Regions from separate parts of the Homo sapiens genome. Here all the other regions are linked to region 2. Evidence: chromatin loops called from intact Hi-C (ENCODE). Cell type or tissue: PC-9. All regions are shown on one strand. Each heading gives the region's core, and the rest is flanking DNA. Links, peaks and the distances in the headings are about the cores only. Region 1 overlaps RBP1 (retinol binding protein 1). Region 2 overlaps LOC102724068 (a long non-coding RNA gene). Region 3 overlaps CLSTN2 (calsyntenin 2). Region 4 overlaps CLSTN2 (calsyntenin 2).

Region 1 (5,816 bases), core at 236-5,235, 1.1 Mb before region 2:
AGGTCCATCTCAAAGTCAAAGCTCCTAATTGCTCTGTTGTACCTCACACCTGTCCAGCTGCACACACTATTGGTATCACTTACTTGGACCCTCAATTGCAAACCACTGTGGGCTGCTGCAAGATTGAGGTCCCCAGGCAGTCTTCATCCCCCACTACCCTGATCCTGGGATGGAGCTACACCTACCTATTCTCATTCATCCCCTAGAACTAGGCACATTTTACCCCAGCACAGGCTTATTACATTGAATCATGATGAGAAAAATCACAGGAAACTAGGCACAGGCCAGCCTGCTTCCTTGTTTTTCTTTGTTAGTAGTTATCAAAAGCATGGTCCTTGAACCAACAGCATCAGCATCATCCAGGAACCTGTTAGAAAAACAAGTTCTCAAGCCTCACCCCAGACTTTCAGAATGAGAAATTCTAGGGGTAAGGCATGCTCAAATTTGAGAACCACTGCTCTAACTACTTATGTGGGTCTTAACGCTTGATATCTGGAGTTTGAATGTCTTAGGATGTTTTCAGATGCAAGTGGCAGGAAACCAATTCACATAACTTAAGGTGAAAGAAAAAAAATGTATTGGTTGAAGTACATGGAAAATCTAGGAATGGTGCGTCAGGAACTCTAGTAACCCTCTAATGTTGCATTCTCTCTGTCTCTATTGGCCTCATCTTTTACTTTCCTTCAATTGGATTTTTCCATGCAGCTAAGGAAGGTGGGGTAAGGGGACTGGCCTCAGAGAACACCAAGCTTACATCATAACAGCTCATCAACCTTTAACGGAATAGAACTCACCTGTCTCTCAGGGTTCCTAAATTAACTCCCAGGAAATGGTGACTGGCCCAGCTTGGGCCACATACACAAGTATGTGACAGGCCACGGGACACTGTGATCACCCTATCAGAAGGTGCTCTTCCCAGAAGAGACAGGGTACTATGATTTGCAGCCCCACCAGGACCCAAAAGGTTGAGGAGGAGTAATTCCCACCATAAAGAAAACAGTGCTTCTCTTGGGTGGGAGGTGGAGGAACAATGTTGGTCAGAAAAACAAACAGCTGTAATTCATTCAGTAAATACCTGGCCATCATAAGTGATTATGCCATGCCCCTCAGTCTCGGGTATCACAGGCCCTGGCCCTGTTCTCACATAGTATTGTGGCTTCCCAAGCTCATGTGCCCTGTACTATCTCTATGGTCCTCAGCTTTGCCTTGTGAGACACGCTGAGCAGCAATTATGATGCCCGTTTTGCAGATATGAAAACAAAGGCAGTGTGTCTAATCATTTAAGGCCGCTGTCAGATAATCGAGAAGAATTCAAATAGATGTTCTGACTCTAATACCGGTGCTCCTTTCACTCATCCTAGGCCTTGTCAAAACTGCCTGGGTTTACCTTCAGACTGTGAGAAGGCTCACAATAAGGAACTGAGGTGCTGGCCTTCAGCAAAGCTCTGTGGGAGACCTTGGGGTAGAGAGCTTTATAAACAGACTAATTAGAATTCTTCCTCTGCCACCAGCTAGCCCAAGGGTGACCTTGGGCTAAAAAGGCACTTCACTTCTTTGAGCCTCAGATTCTCATCTGTGAAATGAGTATAATGATACTTACTGAACAGCATTTGTTGTGGGGACCAAAGGAGAAAAAGTACAAAAAGCAATTGGGGCAGGCATGGCACTTAGTAAAGATTCAGTACATGTTATTTTCCTTTGTTCCTGCCTAACAAAACCCAAAACCCAACAAAGCAGTGTGATTTTTGAAAGCTACTTTGTGAATTTTATTTGGGTTGCTTTAATTCTTCTTTTTGTAATCCTCAAAAGCACGCTGCTGACACCGATTTCAAAGGTCGGAGAACTTTAGCTAAGACATGAAAGAGATCCTGTGTTTCTAGCCTGGAAAGGGCCCAGCTGAATGCCGGGTGCCTGATCTGGGCAGGGGCAGCTCTCAGAGGCTCCCACATCCAACGGCATTCTCAGCGCTGCAGCCCAGGGAGTTAATTTAGCCAGTGGCATTGTGTGTGCGTGTGTGTGTGTGTGTTTTTTAAAACAAATCAAAAAATCTCTTTAATGGGTCAAGAATAGGATCAGAAAGCTGGCAAGAGTTTAAACCAAAGTGTCAACAGTACTTTGTTGGATTTCATGTATTACCATATATAATTAGATGGATGGATGGATGGGTGGAGAAATAGAAGGATGTAAGTAAGGAAGTCAAGGGAGGGAAGGAAAGGAAACATAGACGGTTAAAAAAGAACTTAGAAAATCTGTAAGTGCTGATATGGAAAAATGTGTAAGAAATATCACTGAGTTAAAAAAATATGTAGAGAAGTGGATTCCTTTTTTTCTTTTCCTTTCTTTCTTTTGGTTTTAGATAGAGACCTTGGCCAACTGCCTAATCAATAGATAGATCAATTATAAGTCTGAGGAAGATTTCCGGACAGATCCACCAAGTGGGAATCAGGCCAAGTGGGGGAAGGGGCCCTTTTCAGCCCATACTTTCTTGTGCTATTTGAATATTTTCCTTTTATAATAAAAACAAAGAAAGCGACAGAGGGGCGGAGGGCTGGGAGCAGAAGGCAGGCCCTGTGGAGGGGTCATCCTAAGTTCAACGATGGATATGAAGCTGAGGCTCCAGCCACAGGGGGAGGCGCCTGTTCCCCGAGTGAACAAAGCCATCTCCTACAGGAAAAACATGACCTGGACACGGGGATGACAAATGGCCCTTCTGCCACCCCCGCAGAGCCAGGCTCACGGCTGTGATTCCTGGCCGAGGCTCAGTCTTCTCCCACAAAACCTGCTCATGCTGGGGGGACTTCGAGACAAAGAACCAAATCATTTTGAGGCGCTCGCTTCCTCGGGAGTGAGAAAACACTATCTGAAGTCAGAGCACCTTCCTTTCTCAAGAGCTCCCACCCTGCCAAAGCACATATGTGTTATATTCAACAAATGCTGCTGGTTCCTTGCTGGGCCTGATCGCACATTTTTATGGACAAAGGCATGCAGGAAGCAATGGAGAAAAGCCCTGTGTCTGTTCAGCTGAGCCCAGACTTTGTATATCTCTACCAAAATAGTGCCTGCTGTTTGTGGTCACATAAAATCTGATTAGATCAGACTGGAAATGTGAGCCTAGTGATGCAGAGCCGCCCAGATCTGAGTCCCTCCACCCCTCCACCTGGGGAGAGAACACAGAGCTGTTTCAGGTGGTTCTGGGCATGGACTGCAATGTCCATAGGACTCAGGTGATGGGCCAAACTGGCCCTCTACATGCCCATGGCCCTGTACACCTAATTTTACAGTTTTCCATTTTTTTATAGAGACACAGGAACAGAGTATGTTTCTTTACTCCAGAGCAGTGATTCTTAAGCTTTAGTTGCATCAGAACCACCTGGAGGGCTTATTGAACCACAGATAGCTGGCCCCACTCCCAGAGTTTCTGATTCAGTAGGCCAGGGGTGTGGCCAGATAATCTGTATTTCTAAGAGGTTCCCTGTGATGCTGCTGCTGCTGCTGCTGCCTCTGCTTTGGGATCCACAGCTCTAAAGGAACCCACAGTGCAAACAGCGACAAATGGCCATTTGATCCTTGACTTCAGGTAACAGGATGGGCTGAAGACTGTGGTAAACTAGGAAATGTAACATCTAAAGGGAGCAGCTGCAACATATTCCAGGGATCCACGCAGTGCAGGAATAAACAGGTGCCCAGTGTTTCCAGGGCCTTTCCTTTTCTTGTTGTTTTTGTTAAGAACAGCCAGAAATACGGATTTTCTGTGAAATCTTACAATCTTTGGCAATTATTGGCAACTGACTCTGAAGCTTTTCAAACATTGTACAGGCCAAACAAAACACATCTGCAGGCTGGGTTTCACCCTCTGGCTGCAGTTCTAGAATACAGATAAGGTTCCCATGGAAAAGAGGCAGGATCAGAGATCTCTCAGCCAGTGAGAGCCTCTGCCCTTTGGGGAGGGATGTCAGCCTGGCCACACCTCTCCCAGCAAGGACTCACAGAGGCCTGTCAGGGTCACATCAAGTCTCCCTGCCAGGTTCTCCTGGCTCTCTTCTCTCCCAGCCACATCTTGCACTCCAGGCATGCTGAAGTCTTCGCAGACTGCTCCTCTCTCACCTCTGAAACTCCCTCCCAGCCAGGCTTTTCTGACCCTGGGCCTTTGTACATGTGGTTCCCGCTTACTGGAAAGCTCTTATCCTTTTCTCCACATCTGCCCTAATTAGTCCTTTAAGGCCCCTCTCAGCTGTCGCCTCCTCTGGGACTTTCCCTGACCACTGCTTTCCTACTCCCAGCTGTATGCTCCCCAGCCCACCGTGCTCCCATCATGCATTGAGCTGTAATGGCCTGAAGATGTGCCTGTCTCCTCCACTGGCCTGGGTGTCCAGAAGGCCTTGTTGCCTCTGCGACCCCAGGGCCAAGCCCAGGGCTTGGTGTGGGACAGCTTTCGGCCGTGGCCTTTCTTTCAACCCCTTTCTGTTTGCCTGGCTACTTCCTGTCTATCCTATAAGCCACAGTTCAGACTCCAATTCCTGTGGGAGCGTTCCCTGACCTCTCAGACCGAGCAGGGAGTGCTTCTCTGCCTGTATCAGCACAGTGTCCACTACGTCGTGATTGGCTGCTTCAATTTGCCTCCTCCTTACACTGAACTCCATGAGGGCAGGAATCGTGTGTGATTTGTCTCATTGACACAGGGGTTGCAAAGATAGTGGAAGCACCATGAGATGCTTGTGGTGTCCAGAGAGGAATGAAAAAAATAGACGAATGACCGATCCCAAGTGAGAATGGGACTCCTGTAATATGCTGGGAACAAACTCCTCTGGGCCACTGCTCCTGGCTGATGGGTGCCCAGTGTGTGAGGCAGAGGGGGTAGCAGTGAAAGTGATCTTTGGCAACCACCTTGTCCAGGACCCCTGGCGGCCCTCAGAGAGCCCAGCTGGTGGCCTCTGGGTACCCAGCTCCCCTCCATTCACAAGTCTCAGGCCTGACAGCTGCTCTAATTCTATCATCCTACCCCCATCCAGCCATGTCCTTCCGGCAGTCCAAAGCAGCATACCACCCAGCGGCCAGCCCAGAGAGAAGGGCTTTTCTGTACTGCATGGGGCTAGGCGAAGGCTTGAGCAGAGCAGACAGGCTGTTCCATCTCCCAACAGGCCACAACAGGTGAGCGAATGGCTATCTACTTGAGAGTGGGCATCCCTGAGTCCTGGGGCAGTGATAGTAACCATGCATCCTAGACCAGTTTCACTGGATTCGTCCAGTGGCTGAATCTGCACGGTCTGCTCGACTACTGCTTGATGCTCGATTGACGCTGATGCTGTAGTGAGAAGAAAAGGTGGCCCTTGTCCTTTCCTTTGTATCCAAAACCCTCCCTTCTACCTCCCTGCTTTATTTTACAATGAAGCACAGAAGTCACCTCTTTCAGAAATTCTTCTGGGATCCCCTTCTCTGGGTAGTCCCCATCCCCTCACTCCCACCCTGTGCTTTTCTTTGCCACACTGTGTTGCGAGTGTTGGTGTGCCTGCCTCCACTGCAAAGACTTTGCTTTCCTGGACATCAGGGCCTGTGACATGCTCTGCTGTCCTGTGCCTGCCGTGGTGACCAGCCCGTGAGGGAAGCAGTATGTTCAGGGCAGTGGTTAACTAAAATCCTCCCTCTGCACTTCCCCAAGGTCACACAGCAAGAAATCCTGCAGTGGTTTTCTTATCTGTAAAATGAGGCTTGAAAGGGTGTTGTGAAGATTAAGTCAGCTAATGTAACGTTTGAATAGCATCTGGCATGACAGTAAGCACTTGATGAGTACTGCATTTGCTAGTATTACTAGGTGATCA
Region 2 (5,816 bases), core at 231-5,230:
GAAACCTTTAGAATTCCTAAATATGAGCTAAGTTGAAGCTAATATCTCAATGTTGCATTGTAGTGTAACATTTAATATTGAGGCTTACGGAGAATAGATGATAAGTAGTTTTGGCCAGGGAACATCTCACAGTAAGTCCAGTGAATCAACATACTCACCCTGTGATCACTCCCAATTTCCAGAATGTATAATCAGAATAGACATACTGAGCAACTGGTAGAATTCCTATACTGACCCCTTGAACTATAGAGTGGTGACTATTATGGCAGAAAGAAGCAAGTGGAGCCTCTGGAACTTCCTCTCTCTACCAGAATAGTTATTCCAAAAGAAACACCACATCCCACTGGGAATCACAGAGATCAGTAACACAAGACGTGATTAATACAGGAGTGGTAATTCCTATCACATACCCATTTAACTCACTCATTGGCCTATAAAGAAGAATGACAATGAATTATTGCAAACTTGATCGGGTGGTGTTCCAAATATAGTATCTTTTTAATGAAGCAAATCAATACAATCCTTGGCACCTGGTAGGCAGTTATTCTGCCAATTCTCTCTCTCTTTCTCATCTGGGCCTTCAGAATTCATTTCATTTATGTTTGGGACAGCAATACACCTTCCTTCCCTCTCTTCCCTTAAGGCTATGTTAATTCTCTTGCTTTCTGTCATAATCTAGCCACAGAGACTTAGTCATCTTGACATTCTACAAATCATTATACTAATCTATTAAAATGACATTCATGCTGATTGGATATGGTGAAAAGTATAAAACGCCTACCAGTACATGCACTACTAAAAGATAGGAGATAAACTCCATTAAAACTTAGAAACCAACCAACTTGGTGCAATTTTCTGGAGGCTTAATGGTCTGAGAATTTGTTAGGACATTGCTTCCAAAATAAAAGTTGTTTCTGCTCCCTGCATTGCCCACCACTAAGAAAGAGATCCAATCCTTGATAAGTCTCTTGGATTTTAAAAGCAGTATATAACACATCTGAGTGTGCTGCTCTGACCTGTTTACTGAGTAGCTCACATTACCCCCAGTTTTGTGTGGTGGAACAAAGCAAATGAAGGCTTTTGGGCAGGTTTGGTGAAATGCAAGCTGTTTTGCCTTTAGATCACGTGACCCCAAACACACAATAGTACTTGAGATATCTAAGGCAAGAAAAATACTGTATAAAGCCTCTCGAATTCTCCTAAAAGAGGATAAATAACAGCACAAGATTCTAGGGTTTTGAAGCAAGGCCGCGACCACTTTATGTAGTTATGTTAACTGTTACACCTGTTGAGAGAGAATTTTTGGCTTATACACCAGGAGAGAATGAATACCTGTCTGTGAAACATCAAATGACCAGATATGAGCTGTTCTTTGTCCATTTGGTAAAGCCATAAGACTAGGTATGTACAGCAGCTCCATCATGTAAAATGGTATATACAAGATCTATTTTGAACAGGTCCTTTGGGCACAAGTAAATTCCATGAGCAAGTAGCTGAGACTCTCACTTTACCTCTCCCTCATCTCAAACCTTCAGCATCATAGAAAATCTGTATGACCATTTGACAAATAATAAAAACTTAGGTCTGATTTACAGATATTACTGCACAATATGCTGGTACAAACTGAAAGTGGCAGCTGCAGAAGTTCAACCCCAATCAGGAGTATCTCAAAAAATAGTAGTCAAGAGAGACCCTCCTAGACCATTGAGCAGCACATTTTGTCATCTACTTTGTCTGGATAAGATTATCAGGAACTCGGGTCTACAATGATTCACAGGCAGTGGCTAATGGTTTGGCTACACAGATGGTGTTTGAAAAGAACAAGAAAAATATGTCTTTCCCCAGGGAGGTCTGCAGGGAGAGTATGTGGGTGTACCCCTACAAATGGGGATGAGTTGTGTACATTTGTGTCCTATGTGATTGCTCACTCATCCCACTCAGGAATGGAGGCTATGTATGAACTCAAAAAGGGCCTCCACCCATCAATCCTAATCTGCCTACCACCTCTGCTGAGTAGTAACTTGCCAGCAGCAGGGATCAATGCTGAAAGCCCAATGTGGTGCCATTTTCTGGAAAACCATCTAGTCACATGGTGGCACATTAATTACAGTGGATCTCTTCCATCACAGAGGAGCAACAGTTTCTCTCCACTATTAAATAGGCCTTTCTACAGAATGCAAATCAGCCTACTCTGCCCTTTGCCATCTGCGGATGTATGAAATGCTTATTCACTGTCTTACCACTCACAATATTGCTTCTGACCAAATAACTCATTTTCACAGCAAAAGAAACATAACAGTGACTCATGCTCATGGAATTCCAACTGGTCTTACCACATACCCCATCGCTAGATTGATAGAATCATAGAATAGCTTGCTGAAGACTCATTACAGAGCCAGCTGGGAAACAATACTTGCAAGGTTGGGGTACTATCCTAAAAGATGTTGTTGAATCTATGTCCAACATATGGTACTGTTTCCCCCAAAACTAGTGTACATGGGTCCAGGAATCAAAAGATGGAAGTAGGAATAGCCCCTTTCAACTTGAAGAATTGATACTTCCTGTCCCTATACTTTCAGGCTCTACTATTTTAAAAAGTCTTAGATCCCAAGAGAGAAATATTGTCACTGGGTGACACAACAATGGTTTCATTGAGTTGGAAGTCAAGACTGAGACCCAGTCATGTTGGATTCTGCATGCTAGGGTTACAACAGGCAAAGAAGTCGATTCTTCTTCTGCCTGGGACGATTAATCTTAACTATCAAGGGGAAATTGTGTTGCTGCAACAAGTGTCCATGTCTAGAACCCAACTAGTGGAACCCCTTCTACCTAATAAAAGCAAGTCATGCAGTACTGACAAGGACTCAGATTGTTCAAAGTAATCACACTGACGAAATAGTGTTAAGCAAACTCAGGAATGTCACAGAATGAGCATTATGAATAATAAGGCTGATGCTCCTTTTCATGCAGTTAGCACAAGAAAAACCTGAGAGTTCGCATTTAGCTCAGAGCTAATACAAAGTAAATACGTTGTTGACTTAATTCCATTAAGAAATTGCTTATTTTCCTTTGGAATTTAAAAAACTTTTATTGTAAATTAAACAGGGGAATGTGTCCTAGAAAGAAACGTGGCTCACCGTTTGGGAGCATAAATGTCCCCCAAAATTGGTCAATAAAAATAAAATGATTTCATAAAAAGAAAGCAACACTTCAAAGAACCTGGGTCCCAATACTGGGATATAGTTCCCAAGTGACTCTATGTTTCCTTGAGCTTTACCACATATTCACTCAACTTAAGAGTTTCCCAAAAGAGAGATCTCCCAAGTGGGAAGTGAAATGAGCTTCCTCAGGCAGAAGAAAGAAGCTCTCCATCACCAGAGTACAAGGAGAAGCTGGGAAGCATGAGTCAGAGATGTTGGGGGGAAGGCTTCTGTATCAACTTAGCTCATTTAACTCTCACAACCATCCAGTGAGGTAGATGTTACTATAATTCCCATTTTACTGAGAGAAAACTGAGGCATAGTGAGCTGAAGAGATTGCCCATAGAAAGCCAGATATAAGAGGCAGAGGCAGGATTTCCATCCAGATCTGGCCAATACCCAGAGTGTTTTCTTTTTACCTTCACCAGGTTGCCCTAATCTTTCTGTTCCCAAAAGATCTGCCAGGTTTGCTTACAGTGCAGTAATTCACGGATCAAGGAATGAAACATTCCCCAAGAAAATTAGAAGGTCACAGCCAATAGTGACTATGGAAGAAATATGGCTGCAAACTGCAGTGCAATCCTGTGCTTTTGGTAATTCTCTCAAGAGAAGATGCATTATGTTAGTTTATCATTTTAAATAAATTCTCAACAAGCTGTTTACCTGTCAGTCTGTATCTGTGGGGACTATTTGTGTAACATCAGATAAATGAGCAATTAGAGAGTTTAAAGGGCTCTTAAATGTGGTGGAGCTTGTAAACCTGAACTCCCAGGGATGGTAAATGTCACATCAAATGTCTTCAGTACATACTCCGTGTCTACCTTTTGTTTCAAAAGCTGGATCATGACACTCTCTATCCTAATCTAAGGACACCTGCCTCCCAGCAGCATATAATGGGAAAACTGGTGACCTGAGACACAAGTCACTTGGATTCTCGATTCAGCTATTCTTGGGTAACTTTGACCAAGTCAACATTCCTCTGTTATTTTGTTAATAAATTGAGAGGGTGAAATGAGAATTTTTAAAAGGGTACTCCAACCTCTTACTTTCTATGCCTGTATGGATCTATGACTTTATGTGTAGCTTCATTCTTTACAATTTCCTAGGCAGGATTCTAAACAAGAGCAAGTTTAGCCCTCAACAAATATTGGTGATCATCATCATCATTATTATTTGATAAAGTAGAAAAGCCTATATGAAAAACACTAGTAAAACTAGCAGAACCAGGATCTAAAATTTGACCATTAAAGACTAATTTATTTGGTTTTAAAAGGTTTAAAATATCTCAGACAGGAGGAATGCTTTAAGACAATGGATTTTTTTAAAGTAGAAACAATTTTTTAAAAAAGATAAAGCCCTGTACAAACCACAGGTATAAGTGTTTCTGTATGAATTGGGGATTGGGCAGAGACAGCTCAAGATCCCTCCAGTTAGCCATTATTTGACCCCCACTTGGGCCCCACGGCACTGTCTCAAATACCTAGGATTCCTCAGAGGACAATTTAAAATGTACTGCTTTAAGCCAACAACAATTTACACTCTTTAACGATTAAAGAGCCAGCAAAGATTAAGATGAGTGATTGGGAATGGAGAAGTGTAGGGTGAGACAGACTTAAGAATACAAGGGAAAGAAAAGAAACTGACCTTTATTGAGGGCCTTCTGTCCACCAGATATTTTGCTATGTTCTTTAAATTTGCAGTAATCGGAAAGAATTGAAATTATAAATATTTTCAGAGGCCCGGTACCATGCCATGGCTTTTTAAAGCCAATCCCTCTATTTGTGCAGCAAATCCCATCTCTACTACCCTGCTCAAGACATTGCCCAGAAAGTCTCACCTCTTTCTTCTGTCTCAGTCATCTCTCGTCTAGATCACACCCCTAGCTTCCTAATGGCTTCCCCACCCGTTCACAATGTATTCTAAAACTCACCACCAAAGTGACCTTTCTCAAGACACAAACCAGATCATACCTCTACTGTCTAGTGTCTGCAAATAATTCCCCATTATGCTCAGAGTAAAAGCCAAAGTTCTTCACAGGTCTCCAAGGGCCACACGATCTCAACCAGGTCCCTGCCTTCCCATCTTCCCTCACTTTCTCTCTGCTATAGCCACACTGGTTCCCTGCTGTTCCTGGAAAATCCCAAGCTTGCTCCAGCTTGGTGCCTTTGCATTGGCTATTCCCTCTGCTTGACACATGGCCCACTCTCTACTTCCTGAAGCCTTCATTCACTTAAGTGTCCCCTTCTCAACGAGGCCCCCCTTGAATTCCCTATTTAAGATTGCAACCCACCCACCCACTTGAGCATTTCAATGTCCTTTCCTTTTATGTAAATTTATATGTTGAAGTCCTAACCCCCAGTACCTCAGAATGAGATCTTATTTGGGAATAGGGTAATTGACGACATAATTAGGAAAGATAAAGTCATAGTGGAAAAGAGTGGCCCTAATCCAATATGACTGGTGTCCTTATGAAAAGGGGAAATTTGGACACAGAGATGGACACACAAACAGGGAGAAAACCTTGAGAAGTTAAAATTGTGCTGCCACAAACCAAGAACTATCAGACGCTAGGAAAGGGGCCTGGAACAGATCATTCCTAGTACCTTCAGAGGAAGC
Region 3 (5,816 bases), core at 242-5,241, 60 kb before region 2:
CCTCCTAAAGTGTTTTCTGCATCTGTTCCTTCCTTTGGACCTCACAACAAATCCTGTGAAGTAACTGAGACATCTGTTGTTAGATACATTTTTGTGATGAGTAAACTGAGGCTTCGTGATTCAATGTCTTGTTCAGAGTCATTCAAAAGTATAGACAAGACCAGTCTCCCCAACTTCCACTCCTGGTGCAGGATTCTACTTATGTTCATAGGTATGCACCTAACAGACACTGCTGCAAACCTACTATGTGCTAAGCATCCTACCAATAGCTGTGAGAAAAAGAAAAGCTGAATAAGATAAGCTCCTTCCCTACATTATATTTGCAGACGGGAAATAAACAGGCCTAGAAATTACACAAGAGACAAATGAAGAGGAAGAGAAGTCACAAGAGAAGAAGGATGCGGTCACAAACTTAACCAGTGCTCTTATTTTTCCCTTCTCAGGGAAAAACACCAGAAGAAGCTGGGGTTTTATATTCATTGGATGGAAACAGATATTTCTCCTGGGAATTCTCCCAACCAAATAGCCCTTTTCTATTAGGCTGTGTCTGTACATCCACAAGAGGAAAGTCTATAGGACTGATTAGTTTTCACAATCCCATTTAAATAAAAAAAAGATCTTTAGTTGGGCATTTAGGAGCAACTGAATTCTCCCAAAATTGTGGCAGCAAAAAGAACACTTCATATGCTTAAAACCCATTCTTTTTGAATTAGATTTTGATTTTAAATATTTAAGTCTGGTGTTTGTGAGAACACTTTTCTCTTTGCTCAGTCTTTTCGATCTGGTTGGGTAGGGAAGGTGTTCCTCATGCTCTCTGGGTGGCTGCCTTATTCATAGTTGAGAGAGCTGTTAGGTAAAATCTTTATATGTGTTGGGGTTTTTTTGGTAGGGGGGGTAGCAGGTAAAGGTGGCCCATGGCTAGGGCAGCAAAGATGAATAATTTGAGGAAGCATTTGGTTGGTGGACTCATTTGCAGAGAAACAGTGGTGACAACAAATCAGAGCTGTTTCCCTCAACTCTGGCTATAAGAGGTCATTCTCTGCATGTCAGCTACAAAGATCAGGCACTTGAATGAATCCGCTGGGTTGGCAGGCATTGGTCATCTTCGCAACACCCTCTTCCTCACCATGGATGAGAACAAGACGGGAGTGGTTATATCCCAGTAACAGAAGCTTTGGGAGGTATCCAGGTGAGCAGGGTAATGTGGCTTGCCCTCCCCCAGATATTCTGATCCCAAGAAAAAGGTGTCATTAATCAGTCTGGCATTTTCCACCCTCCATATGCTGGCATCCAGGAACCAAAACCCCTGAAGGCCTAGACACCCTATGACCTCTAACTGAGATGTTGGCAGCCAGGCAGATGCAGGCTCATGTCCAGGAGGAACTGCTGACTGGTTTGGCCACAGCCCAGTTCATTGCTTGTCTTGCCAAGTGGACAACCAGATTCTGCCTTCCTGAGCTTGAAAATAGGCTACAACTCTCAGGTGATTCAGATGACATGGAGGAGAAGTTGGAGGAGAAGATTGAAATGCTTAAATCCCAGTGCAGAATGAGTTGCTTCAGTGGAGTAAAGCAACCGGCTAGTTGGTAGCCTGCCTTAAAAAATACTAAACATATATCATCATACATTTGATCAAATGCTGTAAGCACAGCCAAGGCCCAAATTCATCTAGATACCAAAAATGTGATTTCAGTGAAATCTCTTTTCATTGCCGCTTTCTTTTGTTGTTGTTTGTTTTTTGAGCCAGAGTCTTGCTGCTCTGTCACCCAGGCTGGAGTGCAGTGGCACAATCTCAGCTCACTGCAACCTCCACCTCCCGGGTTCAAGCGAGTTTCCTGCCTCAGACTCCCGAGTAGCTGGGATTACAGGCATCCACCACCATGCCCAGCTAATTTTTGTATTTTTAGTAGAGACAGGGCTTCACCGTGTTGGCCAGGCTGGTCTCAAACTCCTGATCTCAGGTGATCTGCCCACCTTGGCCTCCAAGGTAATGAGATTATAGGAGTGAGCCACCGCACCCAGCCCTCATTACCACTTTCTTGAATTTACTCAATCATCCTATCAAGCAGGGTTTAGACCAACATCTTTGCATTTAATAAGGGCTCTACTTTGTATACATGGACCATCCAGTGAGAGAGCTGGGGGTGGTGAGAAGCAATGTCCCCCATTCCTATATGTCAGGTGTCAGCAAACTATCTGTAAAGAGGCAAATAGTAAATATTTTGGGCTTTGTGAGCCATTTGGTACCTGTCACAGAATAGTCAGCCCTCCATATCTGAGGTTTCCAAATCCATGGATTCAACCAACCTTGAATCAAAAATATTTGGGAAAAAATGTATAGTTGCAACTGACCTGAACATATTCTTTTTTTCATTATTATTCCTTGAACAATACAGTTTAACAGGATTTACATAGCATTTACACTGTATTAGGTATTATAAGTAACCTAGAGATGATTTGAAGAACACAGGAAGTTGTGCATAGGCTATATGCAAATACTATGCATTTTATATAAAGGAATTGAACATCTGTGGATTTTGGTGTCCGAGGGGAGTTCTGGAACCAATCCCCTACAGATACTGAGGGATGACTGTACTCAGCTCTCCTATTGTAGCATGAAAACAGACAATACGTACAACAAATGAATGTTTCAATACAACTTTATCTAGTTTCCATAAAACAATTTAAAAACACTAAAAAAGCAGGCAGTTTGGATTTATGTAATTTTCATATCTTTTTTTACCCTTTTGATTTACATTTTTAATAATTTAAAAATATAAAAACCTTCCTCAGCCCACAGGCCATACGAAAATTAGCAGCCAGCTAGATTTGGCCCAAGGCCAAAGTTTGGCAACCCGTACCATACACCATGGAAGTTAGCCTTCCACCTCAGGAGAAAGCAAGCTGCTCTCATAAGCCTCTCACCAACTACCCAGTAGTCTTTGCCTCCAAACTGAACAACAGGAAAAAGTGCCATAGTTTTTAATTAAGCTGTTTTAAAAGTCCATGTTCCGGGGGAAAACAAAAAAGAAACAAACAAAACACTTGTTATTTGCTGAACTGACAAACTGACAGATATTCCACGAGAGTTGAAAGCCTTGGATCGAGGTGATTGCCTGGTTACTGAGTGCTAACTCCACTGAGGCAAGTGTTAGCCCCCCAAGGCTCAGTGCCTTCCCAGCACAGCTCAGCCCATAATGATCTCTGAGCAGGAGTGTTCATTATCTCAGACTGATTTTCATTTCAGCCCTACTCTTGCCATTGCTCTAAAAATGATCCTAAAGACTTGTGACTGTTTGAATCAATAGCAACATCATCAGTAGAAAGCCCGACCAAGCACACTTCGAAATTAGCAATCTTCTTGGCTCTATGGCTCAATATCAGCAAGAAGAAAAAAAGACAACTTTTTTTTTAATCATCCCCACATTTAAATTAACCAAATAGTTTTTACAAAAAAGTAGGTAAGTGGGTTTAATTCTTTGAAAGTATTTGCCAGTGAAAAGTAGATGATTTTTAGGTAAGATAACGTTTAGGCCTCTGGGGGATCCCCAAAGCCTTCTGCAATGTACTCTGGCAGGCTATGAATGGTACAGGATTCTGCATCTATATGAGACATTTATTGAGGCTGACAAGCAAAAGCCCTTGGCACAATTTAATTTTCACATAACCACTTTCCATTGTCCAGCTGCAGGCAAAAGAAATGAGCAATGAAAGTTTTGAAGTCTACCCCAGTACCCTCATTTCCTGTCTTTATTTCCTTTACTTTATAGATGTATTCTATACCTGCTATGTAGATAATGCTCTAGTTTTCCCTTTAGTGCCAACTGGAAAAGGAGAGTTGGCTTTACAGGGGCTGTGGATTAAGAGCCAGGCTTCATTCCATCCCAGGGAGACAAAAAGAGACAGAAGAAGTTACCTCCAGCAGCACCCCAGAAAGCTGACAGATATTCCCTGTATGCAGGTAGTAAACAGATGGGAGTCTGTGTTTGCAGCTATGTTCAGTGTAATTCAGCAGACCTTCACTGGGCACTTGTGATGGGTCAGGCCCTGTGCCAGCAACAGGGGAAGGGAGGATGAACAAGGCATGTTTCCCTGACCATGAGGAGCTCTTGGCCTGTGAGCTGTTGGGATGTCCCTTTGTGGTGTTGGAAGCTGTGCACGAGCAGTCAGGACTTTGGGGACAGAAGTTTAGTGTTAGGGAGGCAGGGTAACTTGCTTTGACAGCTACCCACCCTAAGTCAGATGACAGGTGTAATTCTAGGGGCCCTGATATGCATCACTGAGGCAGACTGAGGAGCTCTCCAGGGAAGTAGGCAATATTTCCCTGAATATTCCTCAATTCCAATCAAGGCTGACTCAGTTCACTTATGGATGAAAGCCAGTTACCCTGCCCACTGGGCAGAAATAACATGGTTGACAGCTGACATTCAGAGAAAATAAGACAGAAGCAGTCCTTAAATATAAACAGCAGCCAGGTGGACCTGGAAATTTAGGAAGGGTGATGCAGGTAGAGGGGCCAGCAGGAGCCAAGTCTCAAAAGGCACAAGCCAGACTGATGCAAGGGAGCCCTCCTGAGGCCCAACATCAGAGCTGAAGATCTAAGGAGGGCCCACCTCCACGAGACCTGCTGAGGGCTTACATTTGGTGCTGAGGAGCAGTGGTTCCCTGGGCCAGCTGCATCACCTGGGAACATGTGAGAAGTGCATATTCTTGGGCCCCACCCCAGACCTACTGAATGAGAAGCTCTGGAGGCAGGCAGTCTGTGATTTAATGAGCTTTCTGACACACACTAAAGTTTGAGAACCACTGATGCAGAGGATGAGGAGATGACTTGAGCTGGCATCGGGAAGAACTGACTATTAACTAACAAGGTAAAATCAATGACTAGTGCAGTGAGGGTGCCAAAGCAAACCACCCCCAGCCCCCATCCTGGGCCTTTTTGGCTCCAGTTTATACTCACTGAAGCAGTGGTTTCAAGGAACCTTGGTCCTAGTCCGCATCCTTCACCTGCCCTTGGGCATGAGACAATTCCTGCCTGCCTGCCCCTTCTATCCTAGAGAGAGAGACTGCCCAGGAGAGGCTGCCATGAGGTCACTCATCCCCAGGAAGGCCACCTGCCAGGTTTCTGTAAGCTGAGCAGCCTCTTCGAGGGCCATATTTTGTGGAGAAACACTGAAACTGCAGCAGTGACCCTGGTCACTAGGAGAGCTGCTTTCTACACAGCCTGTATGCTGGTGGAGACACCCAGGGCCTGGCAGAGTGTGGAGGGGGTCATTTAAGGACGTTGCCAGGTTGCCGCAGCACTGCTCTGTTTGTTTGTAATGAGACTGGGGCATGCAGCATCACAATTCAAACACTGAATTGCTTGGGGAATGGATGGCCTTCCTTGGAAGGGCAGTAACTCATTCTGGATGTTACTAAAAGTAGAAAACAAAAATCCAAAAACAAACCTACAGCCTCATTTACAATTAGAATCTGTCTGGGCCTTCTGATTTCTAAAGTCTGTGAGGCTGCCAGGATTCACCAATTCTCCTTTCCCCTGAGGCCCAGCAACTATTGATTTATAGCTTAAACTCTGTGAAGGTCCACAGACCTTTGAAAGGAACTTGCTGGTACTTTGTCAGTCGTGTACACCTAACTGACTCCTCCTACGAGGTACAGTCTCCTCATACAAGGGGTTTTGAGATGGAGAGTCAGAGGGCCAGGGCCCTGGGCTTTGGGGTGGAAGGACAGAAGAGTAGCAGTCTAGGAAAGGGACTAGACATGTAGCCTAGGAAAACTAGCACCATCTGTTGAGTTCTGAAGAACCCAGATTC
Region 4 (5,816 bases), core at 448-5,447, 190 kb before region 2:
GGCTGAATTCATTGATCTTAGAAGGATTGTCTTTCAGAAGGGCTGCTTTGAAGTGCGTGGTTTCTGTACCTTTCCAGCATCAGTTCTGCTGGATGTGTTTCTGTTTGGGAGCTGAGAAGGGTGTGAGCTGAGGGTCTTTAGGGTTGAAGGGACTGGGAGAAAGCTGCAGCCGAGCCTTGGGTGGGTCCAGGCTTCTGAACACCACATAGTTCTCTTCAAGTTTGGCTGCTGACCCACGGCCCCCCAGACAGCCAGGGTAAAAGGAAAGGAGGGCTTGGCACAGGCTCTAAAGAGGTGGTGCCCAACACCAGCAAGATCAGAGACTTGGTGGGTAATGGAAGCACTCATGCTGGCATGAGGGAACCACACAGAATAGGATGGTTTCCTCTCACAGCATGGGGAAGGCCAAAGCCTTCCAGGAACGGAATGTGGTGTCTCAGAGGCCTGAGCCAGCCATCTCTCCAATGCAGTCTGCTCAGCAAGCTGTCTTTACACACTGCCCTTAACTAGTGGCACCAGTTCTCCTGGCTGGCAGTGAGAGGCCAGGGAGGAGGGCCTGACATAAGCCTGGGCTTCAGCGAGGGGCTGCCTGCAGTTTCCCAGTTGCTACCAGAATAAGGCCCCAAAGTCTCTGCCAACGTGCATGACTCTGAGGTCTGCCAGATAGATGTGAAGCTTTTCTTAGGTCACAGAGTCAGTCATCACAGTGTTGATTTGGGGCCAAATTATATCTCCTCTGTCATCAGGAAACTGGAAAGAACATCGTGAGCAAGACAAAATTTGAGAACAGATTTCTAGTTCTTTCATTTGACATTTATTGAGAATGTCTAGGGACTAAAAAGGTTAAAAATATACAGAAAAATTGAAGCCAGTTTTAAGTGCAGTTTCAGGATTCACATTTGTCCACGACATTTCAATTCAGGTGGGTGGGGGGTGTGCACACATACACAGCACACACATGTGCACATGCAAACACACACACGTGCACGTGCACACACACGCACACACACACACACAGCAGCCATGTCTCAAATCCTTCCCATTTTAATGCCTAGCAGCCTATCCTTTGGCAGCTGGTTGGGGCTAAGCAGATGATTGATAAGTAATACGTACCATCCTATGTGAGAATTGGAGTGTGCATGTTTATATGTCTGGGTGTGTATCTATGTGTATGTGTGTTCTGATTTTCATACATCTGCTCACTCATTTCATAGATATTTGTTGGGCAACTTTTATGTGCCAGGCATTGAACAGTGATGTACAAGTCATGCTCCTGAGTGGGAACGGGACTTAAAGGAATCAGTAAATTCTCAGGGAGAGTGGAGGCTGGGGTGGAGATTGGGGGAGACTCATCAAGGTGAGGCCAATACCAATAAGGGCTCCTTTACAAAGTCACCTGTGAGGTGGGACCTGGATGAAGAGAAGGACCAGCCCTAGGAAGGGCAGGGACCGAGCGAGTACACAGGCAGAGGAACAGCAGCAGTCACAGCCCTGAGGCTTCACTGAGGATATGGCACAGAGATATGTATCCTTCCCCCACTTTCATTTTGTAGTTAATTATCTCTTCTTCATAGGAATTAAAAGGTAATAAAATACTCTTGTGAAAATAAAATATAGTAAATGGAAAAGGGTCAGTAATAAAGGAAAAGAGGGGATTCCTTATGTTCGTAATTCAGTTCAGAGAATTCGTGTTTTGTTTCTTTTTAAATGGTACCTGTGTGTAATTGTTTTTAATTGGAGAAGAAAAAGCCATGTAATTTAATGCTCAAAAATGTGTGTGCCTATGATGTGTCAGATACAGGGCTAAGTGGTTTGCATTTATTGTCTCACAGAAACCCTATAAACAACTCTGAAATAGGTAATGATATCATTATCATGTTGCATGACTAAACATAGAGGAAAAAAATGGCTTGCTCACAGTACACAATACCAAGTGGCAGAGCTGGAATTCACACCCAGGTCTGACTCCAAAGCCCTGATTCCTAGCAGTTATGCTCTGTGGACTCCTTTGGGGCAATTAATTAATGTCCCCATTCTATAAAGAAGAAACTGCGGCTCAGAAAGATTAAAGAATATGCCCAAGGTTGCTCAGCTGGTAAGGCAGGACCAGCTGCATAATTTGTGGGTCCCAGTATAAAGTGGAAACAAGGGGCTCGTTGTTTAAAAATTATTAAGAAAGTTAAGACAGCCACAGCAGAGCATTAAACCAAGATGGGGCGCTTCTGAGCATGAAACTGGTTGCAGATCCAGGGTTGAAGGTCCAGCGTCTCTGATTCCTCACCACCCCTGCCTCCTTCCAGCTGAATTTCCAACCTGATGGTTGTAGACCCATAATAGCAGTTAATGAAATGTAAAAAGAATATGAATTCCTAAAAGCAAGAAGCAAGACATTCTTTTCTGGTTTTGACTCAGAAGTTGTCCAACCTGGCACAAGTGCTGGCTCTGCACCAACTGGCTGTGGGACCTTCAGTAAGTGACCCACTCTCTCCCCAGTCTGGTTTCCTCTCCCGTAAAGGAGGAAAACATTCTCTCACAGAAGTTTTAGTACCTGCCCCTAGGAGATCCAGGAATAGTCCTTTCCTTGTCTCTCCTGAGAGCAGGATTTGTGACAAGGAACCAAAATTTGGAAGCCTAATAAAATAGCCCATGTTTCTTAACCACTCATTGTATGTCAGGCACTCTGCTAAGCATTTCACATTTATCATCTTACTTAGTCATCAGAACATCCCCATGAGATGTAGTTATGCTGTTTTCCCACTTTGCAGATGAGAAAATTGAGGCACAGAGAGGTTAAGTAACTGCCGAAGGTGCAGCAGCTGGTAAGCAGAGAAGGCAGGGTCTGGAGCCAGGCATCTGACCCCTCACTTTCAGCCTCTGCACTCTACTGTCTAAGTGACACCTTGGCCCTACCCACCGTTGGGTCCTGAGGAACTCATGCCTAGAGGCCACGCAGAGAGAGGAGAGAAGGCGAATCTCAGAAGTCAGCTTCTGTCACTCCCTTCCGCAAAGGCCTTGAAGAGTCTGTTTCTGACGCTCTAAATAACCCACTCCCTGGCCCAGCACCCAAGGTCCTTGTCTTCTGGCTCCAAAGTGCCTCACACTACACCAGGGCCCCATGAAGCCCTCCCGAGCCTCACATATGTCTGCACCTTCTGAGACATGGCAGCTGCTGGGTTGTACACTCAGAAGCGGAAGTACTATTCACATCATTTCCATCTGAATGGCACCACTTGAACCTGGAGCTGTACTGACACGGGGCCCTGATGAAGACATCCTGGAGTTCTCTTCTAGTCCAGCATTCCTCTCATTCTGCAATGCTATATTAACCATGCCTTTTATTTTCTAGTATATATTCTGATGTTTTGACATCTGGGGGCCTTACTGACCCTGGAGGGACTGTCCCTCTCGGGTTTAGCTGATTCTCAGAGATCCTAAACATCTCACCCTCTCACTTTTCATATGCACTCCAACCAATCTGGAGCCCACAACCCTACACACCCCTTTTTGGGGCTTTTACACTCTGGGACACCATTCACCTGCCCTAATCACCCCAGGGTCAGGTACCAGACAACTACGTCCAAGAGCTGACTGGAATTATTCAAACTAGCGAATCTTAAAATGCTTGCCCTGCCTTACCTGTTTCTTCCCATGGAAGCCACAGTAAAGCCTTGTGCCCACAGTTTCTTGCCTTCCTTCTGCCTCCTGGCTGACACTGGTACTCCTCTGCCCCCTCCCCTGCCTGTGGTGTGGTTATCCCTGAATCTGAATCTGTCCAGTTGCAGGGTTAACACTCTTAAATTTAACTCAATAGAATTGAACTAAACTTCAATGAATTGAAGTTAATTCCCTCTGGTATGGCCCTGTCAGTGGTGACACCTGCATGGATTGATCGAGGGGTGGCTATCAGGAGTATCCTGCTGTTCTGGAAATGAACACCAGGACTAACCCAACTGCTGAATGATGGCTCTGAAGCAGTCTGGATAGTTCACACCCTCGCTAAACATCCTATGTATGGCTCCTTACTGGCCCTGGGATTAAATCCAAACCTCTTACCCAGCATTCATCATCTGACCTTCTTTTACCTCTCCAGCCCATCTCTGCTTCCTGACTCACCCCCAATTCAGATGCACTGGATGGTCAGTGGAGATGACAGCACTCACTGCTGAGCAAAGGTACCCTCCTAGCTTCTTCCAGTAGGAGGGGAAGACCCTTGGTGCCCAAATCAAAGCCATTCATCCCTCAGAGAAAGTCCTAAAAGATGGCAGATAGTGAATGCTTGCAGATCTGGCTGCAGTGTCAGCTGCCTGAACAATCCCTGTTCTGGGGTACCCCATTCCCATCCCTCTCACTCCCCGGTATCCCAATATCCAGCCACTCACTTTGTGTAAATCCAGCAATTTCCTAGAAATCCTGATGCTTCTCCAGCCATTGGAAGCTGAGACTAGGAAGAACTGGAGGCTCCTGTGCGTGCACATTTAAGGAAGGAAGCGTGTGTTTGCCACACCTACCTCTTTCCCTTTTATTATTCTGCATCGTTTCTGACCACAGAATTGGAACAATGGACGGAACGTCTTAGATTACAACAGCGCCAAAGCCTATGCTTTCCAGAAGTCTCTTAGATTAGCTTTATTCCCCCTGTAGGCATCTAATATGAAACTTCCAAGTGGTTAATGTTCTCTTGATAAGAAAACATAAGTTACCCAAATGTAGAGGTAGTTATAATAAAATCATCATCTTTCTAAGTTCTTAATCCACAAAGAAGGGGTTTAAATCCCAATAGCTTTTTCAGGAATACTTACAGGGTAATTTAGGCCCAATTATTAAAACAGCAGGCAGGGCAGGCTGCTCCCTTTCTCTTCACTTAAGAAAAAAATTGAACCACAATTCATAAAGTAGTCTCTAGGCCCCTTATAAACTGAAAAGATTTTGTTTCCAAGTAGGACAGTTCAGAGAAGTTTGAGACACTCCTGAACCAATTGGTGGGATATTCCCATACCGAGCCTTCATTGGAAGGTCCCTGTGTTAGGCCCTTAGCCTGGCATATCTCGTGCTACCATAAGCCCACGAGGGGATATAATTTTCCCCAATCTGCAGATGAAGCAATGGAGGCTATAAGATGACAGCAGCTTTGCTAGATTCACATGACTCGCATTTGGCAGAGTTGAGATTCCAGCCTGGATTTCTGCAGTCTTCAGTGTCAAAGCAAACCTCCAGCCCCCATAAGCTGCCCTCAAGGTCAGACACTGATAAAACTGACAATACTTCTTGATCTTTTGCCAACATTGGGATTATCACTCTTTTAATTTTAAATATCAGCATAAATTGAACGTTAAACATGAATCTGTAAAAATTATAGTTGTCTCAGTTCTGGCAAATCCTCAGAATAGTGGAGGAGTTTTGTAAAAAAGCTATGTGGCCTGTAATTCTAGCACTTTGGAAGGCTGATGTGGGTGGCTCACCTAAGGTCAGGAGTTCGAGACCAGCCTGGCCAACATGGTGAAATCCCGTCTCTACTAAAAATACAAAAATTGGCTGGGCGTGGTGGCAGGTGCCTGTAGTCCCAGGTGCTAGGGAGGCTGAGGCAGGAGAATTTCTTGAACCCAAGAGGTGGAGGTTACGGTGGGCTGAGATTGTGCCATTGCACTCCAGCCTGGGTGACAAGAGCAAAACTCCGTCTCAAAAAAAAAAAAATGCTACATGGCCTTGGGCAAGTCACACCAATTCTTAGGCATGGTTTTATCATTTGTGCAATTAAGATACACTCCCCCACTGGGTCCCTGAAAGGATTAAGTGAAAGGATAGGTATAAAAGTGCTT

Evidence for each region. A loop is a pair of places that touch in the nucleus more often than their neighbours do. Peaks named below come from ENCODE experiments on the same cell type or tissue, not always from the same donor. Only the 100,000 strongest peaks of a DNase experiment are listed, where the experiment ranks them.
Region 1: it touches region 2 in a loop (4-fold over the local background); 1 of 110 quality-filtered maps calls a loop at or near these places.
Region 3: it touches region 2 in a loop (6-fold over the local background); 1 of 110 quality-filtered maps calls a loop at or near these places.
Region 4: a loop joins it to region 2, with 8 times the contacts of the local background. A loop is called at or near these places in 1 of 110 quality-filtered maps.

What each region holds. Positions count from the first base shown.
Region 1 is chr3:139,531,255-139,537,070 of GRCh38, forward strand. All of the region lies in intron 2 of RBP1 (retinol binding protein 1), which reads right to left. All of the region lies in intron 3 of COPB2-DT (COPB2 divergent transcript), which reads left to right. Among named protein-coding and RNA genes, the nearest start is that of RBP1, 5.6 kb to the right of the region's middle. RefSeq lists enhancers at 2,453-2,747, 2,723-3,224, 3,871-4,518. In PC-9, for the core only: no CTCF peak of the experiment used is centred there; DNase peaks (open chromatin) are centred at 2,657, 3,067, 3,417 and 3,927; H3K4me3 peaks cover 1,480 bases; H3K27ac peaks cover 3,398 bases.
Region 2 is chr3:140,627,673-140,633,488 of GRCh38, forward strand. The region is part of intron 1 of LOC102724068 (a long non-coding RNA gene); the gene reads right to left. Among named protein-coding and RNA genes, the nearest start is that of TRIM42, 47 kb to the right of the region's middle. In PC-9, for the core only: no CTCF peak of the experiment used is centred there; a DNase peak (open chromatin) is centred at 2,309; H3K27ac peaks cover 2,634 bases.
Region 3 is chr3:140,567,954-140,573,769 of GRCh38, forward strand. CLSTN2 (calsyntenin 2) reads left to right here. Exons shown (of 17, transcript NM_022131.3): 17 at 1-5,816. Among named protein-coding and RNA genes, the nearest start is that of CLSTN2-AS1, 62 kb to the left of the region's middle. In PC-9, for the core only: no CTCF peak of the experiment used is centred there; no DNase peak of the experiment used is centred there.
Region 4 is chr3:140,438,753-140,444,568 of GRCh38, forward strand. All of the region lies in intron 5 of CLSTN2 (calsyntenin 2), which reads left to right. Among named protein-coding and RNA genes, the nearest start is that of CLSTN2-AS1, 67 kb to the right of the region's middle. In PC-9, for the core only: no CTCF peak of the experiment used is centred there; DNase peaks (open chromatin) are centred at 1,899 and 2,459; H3K27ac peaks cover 1,743 bases.